Regions from separate parts of the Homo sapiens genome. Here region 1 is linked to region 2. Evidence: read pairs that join two places in POLR2A ChIA-PET (ENCODE). Cell type or tissue: Panc1. All regions are shown on one strand. Links, peaks and the distances in the headings refer to the core of each region. The heading gives the core; the rest is flanking DNA.

Evidence for each region. ChIA-PET counts read pairs that join two places held together with the same protein. Peaks named below come from ENCODE experiments on the same cell type or tissue, not always from the same donor. Only the 100,000 strongest peaks of a DNase experiment are listed, where the experiment ranks them.
Region 1: POLR2A ChIA-PET joins it to region 2 with 14 read pairs; 3 of 35 experiments call an interaction of 5 or more read pairs at or near these places.

Annotation. Positions count from the first base shown.
Region 1 is chr11:66,788,733-66,795,641 of GRCh38, forward strand. The region is part of intron 3 of TOP6BL (TOP6B like initiator of meiotic double strand breaks); the gene reads left to right. Among named protein-coding and RNA genes, the nearest start is that of TOP6BL, 47 kb to the left of the region's middle. In Panc1, for the core only: no CTCF peak of the experiment used is centred there; a DNase peak (open chromatin) is centred at 1,089.
Region 2 is chr11:66,699,483-66,706,689 of GRCh38, forward strand. It overlaps SPTBN2 (spectrin beta, non-erythrocytic 2), which reads right to left. Exons shown (of 38, transcript NM_006946.4): 14 at 6,202-6,355; 15 at 5,116-5,986; 16 at 2,102-2,239; 17 at 1,044-1,800; 18 at 1-126. Among named protein-coding and RNA genes, the nearest start is that of RBM4B, 25 kb to the left of the region's middle. In Panc1, for the core only: no CTCF peak of the experiment used is centred there; no DNase peak of the experiment used is centred there.

The sequences.
Region 1 (6,909 bases), core at 6-2,505, 87 kb after region 2:
ATTTTTATTGAAAATTTTTTTGGTAGAGATGTGGTCTTGCTATGTCGCACAGTCTGGAGTGCAGTGGCTATTCACAGGTGCAGTCATAGCACACTACAGACTTGAACTCCTGAGCTTAAGTGATCTTCCTGCCTCAGCCTGCCGAGTAGCTGGTAGCTGGGACTACAGGTGGGAACTACTGGCACCTGGCTCTGGTGTATCTTTTTATAAGGACACCAGTCCTATTAAGACCTGGGGTCAGTGCCCTACCCTTGTGACCTCATTTAATCTTAATAACCTCCTGAGGGCCCTGCCTCCAAACACAGTCACTTTGGGGCTTAGAACTTCAGCATATGGATTTTGAGGGACACACTCAGTCCGTAATAGGTATGGCATAGGCTTTGGAACATTTTTTAGATCCCAGGTGATTCCTAATATGCAGATGAATTTGAGAACCACTGAAACAAGCCCTTATTTGAATTTGGATCTCCTAATAAAGAAAATTAAAAGTGACTCCCAGTGCAGATCCTACCTGGATACATTTTTATTAGTTTGGTTTAGAGATCTCTTTATCGACTTATTTGTAGTCCAGATTTATGAGGGTGATAATTCATTCTCCATTCCCTTTAACAGGTCTCTCATCTCCTATTTTCCTTCCTTAGAGTTGGTGGAGACATAACGAATTAGAGTGCTTTAAACATTCTCCCAGGAAGCCCTTGGGCAGCCTTTCTCCATGTTTGAATAATTATATGCTCATTCTGAAAGGAATGGGTATGGTATCAGGACAACAGATATCCCTGGCTGTGCCTTATCTTCTTTAGGAGAATGGAGGGTAAACAATCTGGAGCAATTAATGGTTAGTCAGCTCTGAAACTATTCATGTCAAGTAGCAATAAAAAGGTGATTCCAGTGAACCAAGAAGGGCAATTCTAGGAAATGAGGTTCTGTGTTTCAGTCAGCCTGAACAAGCAGTAAGTTGTATACATAACATTTATATATATTATGTAAGCATCCTGACAAGTCTATGAAGTGGGTAGGATGAGGATTATCACCCCATTTTACAGACCAGAAAGTTGAGATTCAGAGAACTTGACTGACTCTCCCAGTGTCATACAACAGTTAAATGGCAGAATTAGAACTTGAACCAAAGTCTGACTCATATAGATCAGGGCTATTTCAATATTTACTTATTCATCCAGACGTGTGTTTGTTCAAGTCAGTGTCAGTGAGCTAGATACTATCTGTAGGTACAGTGTCTTAAGATATGTTACTTGATCCTGGCTGGGCGCCGTGGCTCACACCTGTAATCCCAGCACTTTGGGAGGCTGAGGCGGGTGGATCATGAGGTCCGGAGATTGAGACCATCCTGGCTAACACGGTGAAATCCCGTCTCTACAAAAAATACAAAAAATTAGCCGGGTGTGGTGGCAGCCTGTAGTCCCAGCTACTCTGGAGGCTGAGGCAGGAGAATGGTGTGAACCCGGGAGGCGGAGCTTGAAGTGAGCCGAGATGGCGCCATTGCACTCCAGCATGGGTGATAGAGTGAGACTCTGCCTCAAAAAAAAAAAAGATATGTTACTTGATCCCAAGGAACCTGGAATATAAATAGAAAGATCAAGAAGTAAACACGTAATTACAATACGGTGTGATTCCCAGGATGGATGATAGAAGTGAGCCCTGAATGCTATGTTAGCATGGAGGAAGGGCATCTAATCCATGGGAAGAGGTTGAAGTCTGGAGGTCTTGATGAGACTGAAAAACAGATTTGCTGGGTGTAGGAGATTCTGACACTTGAAAGAATAGGAAGTTGTTATCAGAGTGATAAAGTTTCTCTTATTTCTTTATTGCAAAAGTAGTGTTTCCCTCAGAAAAATCAAAGTATGATCAAAACAAACATTTAGAATACACATAATTTGGCCTTTCAAGGCAGCCGTTATTAACACCTTGGTGTACATCTTTTCACAATAGAGTGGGACATTTCAATTTAAGATTTTCAGAATGGAACAGTTCCAAGCCGTGGCCATGGAAATAGGTGGCTGGGAATGAGTGGAGGTCAAGGTCATTATTGTTGAAGAGGTCAGGGAACTGTGAGACTAAGTTATTGCTTAGGCTAGTTATCTGCTTGGATATGGATGTCAGTCAAGATGATGACAGCATTTGGCATACAGAGGAAAACTGTGAGCTTAGTGACCAGCAGTCAGCTGGTGATGGAGATGAGAAGTAAAATAATAGTATAGTCAAACGGCATTAGCCTCAAGGGAACAAGGATTTCCTCATGCATTTCTTCCATTATATCTCATTGTTTTTGGTACTGTGCAGCTATGTAGACAATATTTGAATGAAGAGAATGAGAAGAGATAAAAGGGAGATTGTAAAAGATTTCATCATGGATGCCTCAATTGAGGAGAAAGGTTAAGTAGCAAGGTTCACAGCAAAGGCTAATAGAGACTCCATGGAAAAGCTATAATAAATGATCCATTAATTTGGGCCTGCGAGGAAAGTCAATTGCAAGGAAGACTGAGGAAAGTTTCATTTAGGAGAGATATTGGGTTTTGTGTTTATGCCCACAGCTAGTCTTACATCTTGGTGTTCATTAGGCTGGGTAACATGTCCCTTCAAAAGCAATCTGATTTTATAAGATCTTCTTGACAGCTTTATCCAGTTTAATATTTATTTTTGTAATAATACTAAGTGATCAAGTGAATGGAGTTATACATATATACATACAAACATATATATGCACAAACATATCTATATATTTATACATCTGTACTTCTGTGTGTATGTATCTAAGGTGAGGGGGCAAGAGAGAGAGACAGACTTTCTTCTAGAAAGTGATATAAGGGCTCATGACTGTATAAGTTCATATTTGAAAACATACTTCTATATTCTGTCATATAATTAGACATATTTAAAGGTGAAGGCTAAAACCATATGATTCAATAGTAGTTTCTGCTGTGCACGGCTGGCAGCATCTATTTTTTTCATAACAGTAAATAAGTAAATTCACTGCTTCTGTAGGTATGTCAGGCTGGGGTACTGGGTCTCTAACACCCAACACCCAACTGTAAAAGGCTTTGTCATCTCTCTCTTCCTCTTTCTAATAATTTTTTTTTTTTTTTTTGGGAGGGAGTCTTGCTCTGTGGCCCAGGCTGGAGTGTAGTGGCGCGATCTCAGCTCACTGCAAGCTCCGCCTCCCAGGTTCATGCCATTCTCCTGCCTCAGCCTCCTGAGTAGCTGGGACTACAGGCACTCGCCACCATGCCTGGCTAATTTTTTATATTTTTAGTAGAGATGGGCTGTGTTAGCCAGATGGTCTCGATCTTCTGACCTCATGATCCGCCTGCCTCGGCTTCCTAAAGTGCTGGGATTACAGGCGTGAGCCGCCGCACCCAGCTTCCTCTCTCTAATAATTCTATGAGTAGATCTTAAAAGGGTCCTCTAACCCCTTTTAAGGGGTTAGTTGTGTTGTATTAATTATCCTCTCTGACCTGACATTAGTCACTTTATCCTAACTCTGGGATAGGTGTCGGTCCTTCTGCTGTATTCCTTTAGCACCTCATTTATCTAAATTTCACATTGTCATATAAATTAGTCTGTCTCATCTACTGAACTGTGAACTCTTCTAATTCTGAGATTGTCTTATTTATTTTTATAAGCCCAGGTACATAATAAGCCACATTAATATTTTATGAGTGAGTAAATGCATATATTGAGTAGCCATACATAAGCATTGCTTGTCAGGCTCCATAAAAAATAATGATGGATTATATATTACCCCATTCAGATAGCTACCTGTATACACAGAAAATGAACATTTTTGGAGAGGCAGCATTGGATAGTAGAATGTGGACTTTGGAGTTAGTCAGCTCTAGGTTTGAATCCCAGTGCTGCCACTTAACTAGCTGTGTATGACCTTGGACAAATTAATTAGCTTATTGAGTCTCATTATCCTCTTCTATAAAATGGAGTTATTTCTTACTTGCATAGAAACTGCTTGACATGTAGCAAGTAGTCAGTAAATATCATCATTATTCATTGTAGTCTCTCTCCAGTAGTTGCTCAAGGAACTTTCACTTCGGTTGTCTTACTGTTAGATATAATTAGCCCTCTCTATGATACGCCCTATAATCACCAAGGTTACAAAGCTTTGAAAGTGTTCCAAGAAGTTGTTTTGGAAGTGGTAAGCACAGAAAATGCTTTAAAGACTATTGCTTTTTGGTTTAAACATTTTATACTAAAATTTTAAAAATGAAGGATGTGACTATGATATGTATACCAATTGCAGTTATTATTTAATTACCACTGTTAACATGCATGAATAATCCTAGACATATTTACAGAATTTTCTAATAATCCCCCATCCATTTTGGTAATAATGTTTTTTTTTTTTTGAGATGGAGTCTCACTCTGTCACCCAGGCTGGAGTGCAGTGGCACGATCTCAGCTCACTGCAACCTCCATTCCAGGTTCAAGTGATTCTGGTGTCTTAGCCTCCCAAGTAGCTGGGATTACAGGTGCACGCCATCTGTAATCGGCTAATTTTTTTTTGTATTTTTTCAGTAGAGATGGGGTTTCACCATGTTGGCCAGGCTGGTCTTGAACTCCTGACCTCAAGTGATCTGCCCGCCTCAGCATCCGAAAGTGCTGGGATTACAGGCATGAGCCACTGTGCCCAGCCCATTTTTGTTAATTTTTTCAAATACTTTTTCAAATAATTTTTTCTTTTTTTGTTTTTTTTTTTTTTTTTTTTAGACAGAGTCTTTCTCTGTCACCTAGCCTGGAGTACAGTGGTGTGATCTTGGCTCACTGCAACCTCCGCCTTCCAGGTTCAAGCAGTTCTCTGCCTCAGCCTCCCGAGTAGCTGGGATCACAGGTGCCCGTCACCACTCCAGGCTAATTTTTGTATTTTTAGTAGAGACGGGGTTTCATCATCTTGGCCAGCCCTGGTCTTGAACTCCTGACCTCAGGTGATCCACCCGCCTTGGCCTCCCAAAGTGCTGGGATTACAGGTGTGAGCCACTGCACCTGGCCCAATTTTTTCTATCTTTAATCCCAACCTATTGCCACAGTTTTTGACTTCTTTTTCAGTGTACTTATAAAAAACATTAAAAGGCCAGGTGCAGTGGCTTATGTGTAATTCTAGTGCTTTGGGAGGCCAAGGTGGGAGGACTGCTTGAGGCCAAGAGTTTGAGACCAGCCTGGGCAACATAATGAGACCCTGTCTCTACAGAAAATTAAAAAATAAAAATTATCCAGGTGTGGTGATACACACTTGTAGTCCTGGCTATTTGGGAAGCTGAGGTGGGAGGGTTGCTGGAGCCCAGAAGTTCGAGGTTACAGTTAGCTATGATCATGCCACTGCATTCCAGCCTGAGTGACAAAGCGAGACCCTGTTTCTAAAAAAAAAAAAAAAAAAAAGTAATAAAATAAAAATATTGTAATAGTTTATCCTTCTATATTTGCATGTTTCTTCTTTTTGTATTATCATATTTTGACATCTGGGACCATTTTTTTTGTTTTTTGTTTTTAACATATACCTAGTACATGGCTGTGTATTCTCTGAGCCAACAATAAAAACCTACTGATTTCTGATTGTATTTCTTCTTTCATTTTTTTGGAGTTCTGCATTTTCTAGGAGACTGTTTCTAACTTTGGTTTTAGGAACACTATAATAGTGAGTCAGTATAGGTAAGTGGTTAATGCTAAAGATTTATAGCCAAGTTGACCTGGCTAACCTTGGACAAGCTGTTTAACCTTTTTGAGACTCTTTTGTAAAATATTTATTTTTATTTTCCTTCATTTTTAAAAATCCAGATCCTGCACAATCTTTTATTTATAAAATTTGGGTACCTAATAGAGTTTTTGTGAAGGTTAAATGAGATAATATAAATAAGATACCTTAGCACCATCCCTGCTGTAAAATCATCACCTAGTGGTAAATCTTATATTTGTAGGGAAGTGTTTGTAGTATATTGGCAAGAACATGGGCAATTAGTATTAGAAAGACTTAAGGTCACTCACAAAACAAAAAAGAAAGACTTACAGTCAAGTTCTGGCTATACTACTGAACAGCTAAGTGACCTTAGGCATGTTGCTTAACTTCTCTGAGCCTTTTTAAAAAAATCTACAAAGAAGGGGCCAGGCGCAGTGGCTCACTTCTGTAATCCCAGCACTTTGGGAGGCCGAGGTGGGCAGATCACCTGAGGTGAGGAGTTCGAGACCAGCCTGGCCAACATGGCGAAACCCCGTCTCTACAGAAAATACAAAAAATCAGCCAGGCATGATGGCACGCACCTGTAGTCCCAGCTACTCAGGAGGCTGAGGCAGGAGAATCGCTTGAACCCGGGAGGCAGAGGTTGCAGTGAGCCGAGATCACACCACTGTACTCCAGCCTGGGCAACAAGAGCAAAACTCCATCTCAAAAAAAAATATATATATATATACAAAGAAGAGATTGTAATACCTACCTTACAGGATTATTGTGAGGTAGTATATATATAGCAACTGCACAACACTTGTCACATAGTAGGTATTCAATGAGTGATATCTATTATTGTTACCATGTATAATATACACTTTCTTTCCTTCTTTTTTTTTTTTTTTTCGAGACAGAGTCTAGCTCTGTCACCCAGGCTGGAGTGCAGGGGCACCATCTTGGTTCACTGCAACCTCCACCTCCCAGGTTCAAGTGATTCTCCTGCCTTAGCCTCCTGAGTAGCTGGGATTGCAGGCGCATGCCACCACACCTGGCTAATTTTTGTGTTTTTAGTAGAGATGGGGTTTCACCATTTTGGCCAGGTTGGTCTCGAACTCCTGACCTCAGGTAATTAGCCCACCTCGGCCTCCCAAAGTGCCGGGATTACAGGCATAAGCTAACACGCCCAGCCTACAATTTCAAATATATGGATCCTTAAAACAGTTCTGTGA
Region 2 (7,207 bases), core at 2,007-4,506:
CTCCAGGAGCCCGTGGATCCGTTCCCCATTGGCGTCCATGGTGCTCATGAAGTCCTCCAGTTTTTTAATGGCAGCATCAGCAGCCTGGAGTGTCCCTGGCATCTCCGTGTGAGACAGAACATATTCCTGTGTGGGAGGGATGACATTCAGCTCATTTTCCCCAGCACAATTCACCCCCCTAGGAGGGACCCACCCAGGGGCAAATCTGAGAGGTAGGGACCAACAAGCAGACAGGGAGGGTAGCCCAGAGAGCTCTGAAGACAGGGAGGCTGCCAGCCAGCATGGGAGCCTCAGAAAGTCACAGGGAAGCTGGGTGGGAAGGACCTTCCATTCCCCAGCCCAAATCCTGTTCTATCTCACTTCTAGCTCCTGATTCCATTTAACAGTTACATGACAAACTGGGCTTTCTATTTCTTCTAAAGTCAGTTTTAGTAAATTATATTCACGTCTTTTTCATTCTCATTTTTCCTTCTTTTTTCTTTTTCTTTTTTTTGAGAGAGGGTTTCATTCTGTGGCCCAGGTTGGAGTGCAGTGGCATATCATAGCTCACTGCAGCCTCAAACTCCTGGCTCCAGTGATCCACCAGCCTCAGCCTCCCCAGTAGCTGGAGCTACAGGCATGCACCACCATGTCCAGTTAATTTTTTTTTTTCATAGAGATGGGGGTCTCACTATGTTGCCCAGGCTGGTCTCAAACTCCTGAGCTCAAGTTATTCTCCTGCCTCGGCCTCCCAAAATACTGGGAGTACAAGTGTGAGCCATCCTGTCTGGCTCCCATTTTTCTTTTTAAAAAATTCTTCTATTTTCTTAAAAAAATTTTTTTGTAGAGACAAGGTCTTGCCATGTTGCCCAGGTTGGTCTGGATATTCTCAGCCTCAAGTGATCCTCCTACTTTGGCCTCCCAAAGTGCTGGAATTTCAGGTGTGAACCACTGCGCTGCCCCATTTTGCTAGCATGTCCTTCCTGCCCATCCTGCTCCTTCACATTTCCCCGGGTCCCTACTTTGCTCTTCCTCCTGCTTGGGACTTTGCCCTGGACTTTCACCTGGCTGCTGAGCACGCCCTCAGCCTGACGAGCATCCCGCAGGAATCCCTGGAAGCCGTGGGCCTGGGCCAGGCGACCTTGCCGGCTCTCCCACATTCGGCCCAGCTCCTCCCAGCCAGTTCCCAGGGCCTCCAGTCGCTGTCGTAGGAAGAGGCACTGGGGGTCAGCCTGGTCCCGGGTCACCTCCTCGCCCAGGGCTCGCAGCCGGCTATACTCGCTCTGGGCCCGCTCCACCTCTCCCCGCAGGGCTGCATGTTGGGCCAGGAGGGCCTCTGCCTCAGGCAGGGTGGCCGGCCCTTCTTCAGAGGCCACAGCAGTCTGAGTGCGGCCTAGCCAGGCCTGGAAGTCATCCAAGCTGCGCAAGAAGTCCTGCAGCCGCCGCGCCTCCCCCAGCGACTCTTCTCGACGCCGCATGGTGGCCCTGAGGTCCTCCCAGCCGGTCTGCACCTCTCTCAGCCGGGCGTTGATGGCCACTGCCTGAGCGGGATGGCCGGCAGCCAGGGCATTTGCCTCTCGAGTCAGTTCGCCCACCCGGGCGGCGATGGCCTCCAGGTCCCGCTCCGTGCCGGCCAGCTTGCGCTGCAGGGCCAGCACCCCAGCCAGATCGTTGCCTAGGCCCTGGGTGGACTCGATGACTTTGGTCTTCTCTCTCATCCAGGCCTGGGTCTCCGTGCACTCTAAGTGGTAGTTCTGGATGCTCAGGGCTGAGGTGAGAGCTGCCTTCTTGCCGTCTGCCAGACGCCGAAACTGCTGCCACCTGAGAGCAGGGGGAAGGTTCAGCTTCCTGCCCTGGCCAGGCCTGTTTGGAAGCTTCTTCCCTGCTTCTCTCTCTCTTGGTAGCTCCCCTTCACTCCTCCCTTTCTGGCCAGCAGCCGCTTCAGACCACCTTGACCCCCTCTCTCATCTCTTTCATCCTTTTTCCTTCCCCAACATATTCCAGACTGGTTTGCTTCCTCCTTTGTAGCCACCCTTCCAGGCCCTACAAAACCTGCCTCTCACTGCCATCCCCATTGCTTCATTTTTCTGTCAGTTTCCTGGTCCTGCCCTCCCAAACCCACCTGTGGTTGAGCTGCTCCTGGGTGTTGACAATGCGGTCTTTGCCTGGGGGGTTGGCCTTCAGTAACTGCTCGGCAATGTCATTCACCGCGGTGATTTGTGCTGCAAGGGTGTTCATTTCAGGCTCCAGGGTCTCGAACCTGAGAGGGTGGAAGAGCCAGGCGTGAATTGTGGGAGGCAGCGATGTGCCCAGTCCACCTAAGTCCACCTCTCTTAAACACCCAGGAGGGTGTCTCCTTCACCAGGAGGCTTATCTGCAGGAGTCTCTCTGCCTCTCAGCCTATGAGGTTCATAGTATCTGTGCATCAAGGAAGGAACCCACAACTCCCCCAAAACAAGCAGAATAACTGTCATCGCTAGAAATGCTCAAAAGATGGTGAAAGGTAAAGGTCAGGAACAGACACACAAGTCAAACTAGACCCTGGCATGGGGCCAACCCTTTATCAGAGCTGCTCAGCCTCCTGGGACTTCCCCCTTAGCTGCCTATCTGGGTCTCATCCCACTAATATGTGTTAGAAAATGAAGTAATAACCAAAAATATTTGTCTGAGTGATGAAAATGTGAAGGATAACTTCTTCCAGGGACATTTTATGTTTTGTTTTTGAGATGGAGTCTCGCTCTGTCACCCAGGCTGGAGTGTAGTGGTGCAATCTCGACTCACTGCAACCTCCGCCTCCCGGGTTCAAGCAATTTTCTGCCTCCGCTTCCCGAATAGCTGGGATTACAGGTGCCCGCCACCAAGCCTAGCTAATTTTTGTATTTTTGGTGGAGACGGGTGTTTCACTATCTTGGCCAGGCTGGTCTTGAACTCCTGACCTCATGCTCCACCCGCCTTGGCCTCCCAAAGTGCTGGGATTACAGGCGTGAGCCACCTCGCCTGGCCGACATTTGATGTTCTAATAGGGCAGGGTCTGCAAATGTTTTCTGTGAAGGGCTTGATGGTAAATATTATAGGCTTCGTGAGCCATGCAGCTGCTGCGGCAACTATTCAGCCCTGCTGCTGTAGCCTGAAAGCAGCCACGGGCAATACGCAAAAGGGCGAGTGTAGCTCTGTTCCAGTAAAACTTTATTTACAGACCGGGCATGGTGGCTCACGCCTGTAATCCCAGCACTTTGGGAGGCTGAGATGGGTGGATCACAAGGTCAGGAGATCGAGACCATCCTGGCTAACACGGTGAAACCTCGTCTCTACTAAAAATACAAAAAATTAGCCAGGTGTGGTGGCGGGTGCCTGTAGTCCCAGCTACTTGGGAGGCTGAGGCAGGAGAATGGCGTGAACCCGGGCGGCGGAGCTTGCAGTGAGCCAAGATTGTGCCACTGCACTCCAGCCTGGGGGACAGAGCAAGACTCCGTCTCAAAAAAAAAAAAAAAAAAAAAAACCAAAAAAAACTTTATTTACAGAAACAGGCAGCAGGCTGGATTTGGCCCAAGGGTTGCAGTTTGTTAACCTCTACATTAGGATACCTTGAAAACTAAAAAAAATCTTTAATTACATTTTTATTTTTATTTATTTTTTTGAGACAGGGTCTTACTCTGTCACCCAGGTTGGAGTGCAGTGGCACGATCTCAGCTCACTGCAGCCTCGACCTCTGGGCTCAAGCAATCCTCCTGCCTCAGCCTCCCCAGTAGCTGGGACTACAGGCGCCTGCCACCATGCCTGGCTAATTAAAAAAAAAATTTTGTAGAGGTGGAGTCTCACTATGTTGCCCAGGCTGGTTATGAACTCTTGGAATCAAGTGATACTCCTGCCTTGGCCTCCCAAAGTGCTGGGATTACAGGTGTGAGCCACCAGGCCTGACCTAATTATATTTTTTTAAACACCAGGAAATTTGATTACACATTGATCATAGATCATATCAAGAAATTCCTGACCCGGCGCAGTGGCTCATGCCTGTAATCCCAGTACTTTGGGAGGCCAAGCCGGGTGGATCACGAGGTCAGGAGATCGAGACCATCCTCGCTAACATGGTGAAACCCTGTCTCTACTAATAAAAAAATACAAAAAATTAGCTGGGCATGGTGGTGGGTGCCTGTAGTCCCAGCTACTTGGGAGGCTGAGGCAGGAGAATCGCTGGAACCCGGGAGGCAGAGCATGCAGTGAGCCGAGATCGCACCACTGCGCTCCAGCCTGGGTGACAGAGTGAGACTCCATCTCAAAAAAAAAAGAAATTCCTAATTTTGTTCTATGTGATAATGGTATTGTGGTTCTATAAAAAAATTTTTAAGATTTATTATTGAATAAATGATTTGAAGATTTATTCTGTAAATAAAACTATTTTAGTGTCTCTGTCTAAAAGGTTTATAACTTCAAAGCCTCAGCTATTTTAAGTCCACACAGACAATTTGAAAATAATATATTGTAGGTAAGAATGCTTCCTCGTATTTCTTTTCTTTTTTTTTTTTTTTTTTTTGAGACAGTCTCGCTCTGTCGCCAAGGCTGGAGAGCAGTGGCACGATCTCGGCTCACTGCAAGCTCCGCCTCCCAGGTTCATGCCAGTCTCCTGCCTCAGCCTCCCGAGTAGCTGGGACTACAGGCGCCCCCCACTGTGCCCGGCTAATTTTTTGTATTTTTAGTTGAGACAGCGTTTCACCATGTTAGCCAGGATGGTCTCGACCTCCTGACCTCGTGATCCGCCTGCCTCGGCCTCCCAAAGTGCTGGGATTACAGGTGTGAGCCACCGTGCCCGGCCGCTTCCTTGTATTTCTTAAAGGGCACACCCTGAAGAAGGTAGGAGGGATGTGCTAATCTTGGGGATTTGCTTTTTAAAAGGGCAGAGAACCAAATAGAGCAAGATGTTGGCAATGACTGAATCTGGGTGACGGGTGTAGAGGGGTTTGTGGTGAAATGTCTCTACTTGTGAGTATGGTTAACATTTTTTGTTAAAACTAGAAATGGACAACCATTAAGACTCAAAGGGGTGAGGCAGGAAGTTTATGGAGGGACTCACCACCCACATCCTGGCCCCCCCACCCCCACCTCCCAAGGCTGGTCCCACTAGGAGCCTGAGGGGCCTACCTCTGCTGCACGACCTCCAGGTCCTCCAGGCGTTCAGGCAGGGCCAGCCCGTTGAGCCACTGCTCCTTCTCCTCCACCCAGAGTCCACAGGCCCCGGCCTCGCTGAGCATGGTGTAGAGCGCCAGGGCTGCCTCCAAGGCCCGCGCTCGCTCGCCTGCCCGGGCCTGCAGCTCCTCGTAGTGCCGCTCCAGGGTGGGCACCCGGCTCTGCACCTCGGGCGTGCGGCTCAGTGTGGGGGGCAGGGCTGCTGCCTGTTCCCTCAAGGCGTCCAGGGTTGGCCGGTGGCTTCGAATCTCCTCCTCCAGGGCCCGATGCTGCCTGGCTAGAGCCTGCGTGGAGAACTCGTCGTGCCCCAGCTCGGGGCTGGACACCAGGCGCAGTGCGTCAACCAACCAGGCCTCCATGTCGTTTGCATCGGCCTGGAACTGGTAGAGGCTGGCGGCTTGGGCCAGCCGCTGGGCACGCTCCTCGGCCAGGGCCTCTAGCCGCTCCCACTGGGCTTGGAGTTCAGCTGCACGGGCAGAGGCCTGGCTTGCCCCAGGGTGACCCTCGGCCACCAACTGCTGGCCCTGCTCCAGGGTGAGCTTCAGGGGCCCCAGCCGGCCGCTCATCTCGCCCCGCAGGGCTGTGTGCTTGTTGAGCAGGCGGAGGGCACCGGTCAGGTCTCGGCCCGTGTCGGCTGAGGCCAGGAGGTGCTGCTGCTCCCGCACCCAGGCCTCAGCTTCACCCACCTCCCAGAGGAAACGCCAGAGCCGCCGTGATTCCTCCAGCCGGGCCCGCCGCGCCGCTGCCAACTCGCACAGTGCCTCATAGCTCTGCTCTAGCTTGGCCACCCGCTCCGACACCAGCTGCGGGTCGCAAGGTCTATACTCTGAGAAAGTCACAGGAGAGGGTCAGAGCCTTAACCCAGCCCTCCGGCTGCTCCCTGCCACCACACTCTCTTGGACTTCCCTCCCTGGCTTTAGCTCAGTCACCATCGTTTGGCCACCATCTTTCCCGTCCCCAGGTTTCCCAACCCTTCCACCTCGGCTCTTGATGTGCTCCTTCCCAGCCCCTCCCTCTCCAGTGCCTTCGCTGACTTCTCACCTTTCCCTGGGTTGCAGAAGCGCAGGGCAGAGGCGCTGACGGCCCGCACCCTCTCGGCCTGCACGGCGATGTCTGCCTCCACCAGCTCGTGCAGCTGCAGCAGGTCCTCCACTCCTGCTAGGTGCCTGCCCAGGTCCTGAGACTGCAGCCGGCCCTGCCAGGCACACATGAAGTGCACATGCCCGCCTGAGCACAGACGCGCTAACCTGGCTGCGTTTTTCTTCCAACTTCTCCACGGCCCCAGGTGTTGCACCCAGGTGAGAAACCTGCTTGCTCACACATACTTGAGATACCCCAGTTCTGCCCTGGCACCCCGACCTCCTTATCCTGAACTCCCCTGCTGTGGAACAATGTTCTAACTAACTCCTGCTCTTGGAAGCTTTGCTGTGACTAATCTTCTCAGCCTCAGAATCATCGACACCCTCCTGCCGCCACCGCTCCGCCCCAGCACCCAGCAGCCTTCCTTCCACATCTCTCCCCAATCCACCCTCCTAGCCGCTGCCCGCCTGGAAGATGGCAGCAACCTCTAACGGTCTCGCTGTCATGCTGCCTGCCCACAGGCCTTCTTCAGAGTAGCCAAAGTGACTTTTTTACAAACATAAGGTACAATCAAATCTCTCCCCCTCTCAAAACCTTCTAATCACTTTATTTATTTATTTATTTTGAGATGGAGTCTCGCTCCTGTAGTGCAGGCTGGAGTGCAGTAGCACAATCTCAGTTCACTGCAACCTCCACCTCCCAGGTCCAAGCAATTCTCCTTCCTCAGCCTCCTGACTAGCTGGGATTACAGGCGTGTGCCACCACACTCAGCTAATTTTTGTATTTTTAGCAGAGATGGGGTTTCACCATGTTGGCCAGGCTGGTCTTGGACTCCTGACCTCAGGTGATCCGCCCGCCTCGGCCTCCCAAAGTCTTAGGATTATAGGCGTGAGCCACCTTGCCTAGCTGCTTTTTTTTTTTTTTTTTGACTGAGTCTTGCTCTATCACCTAGGCTGGAGTGCAGTGG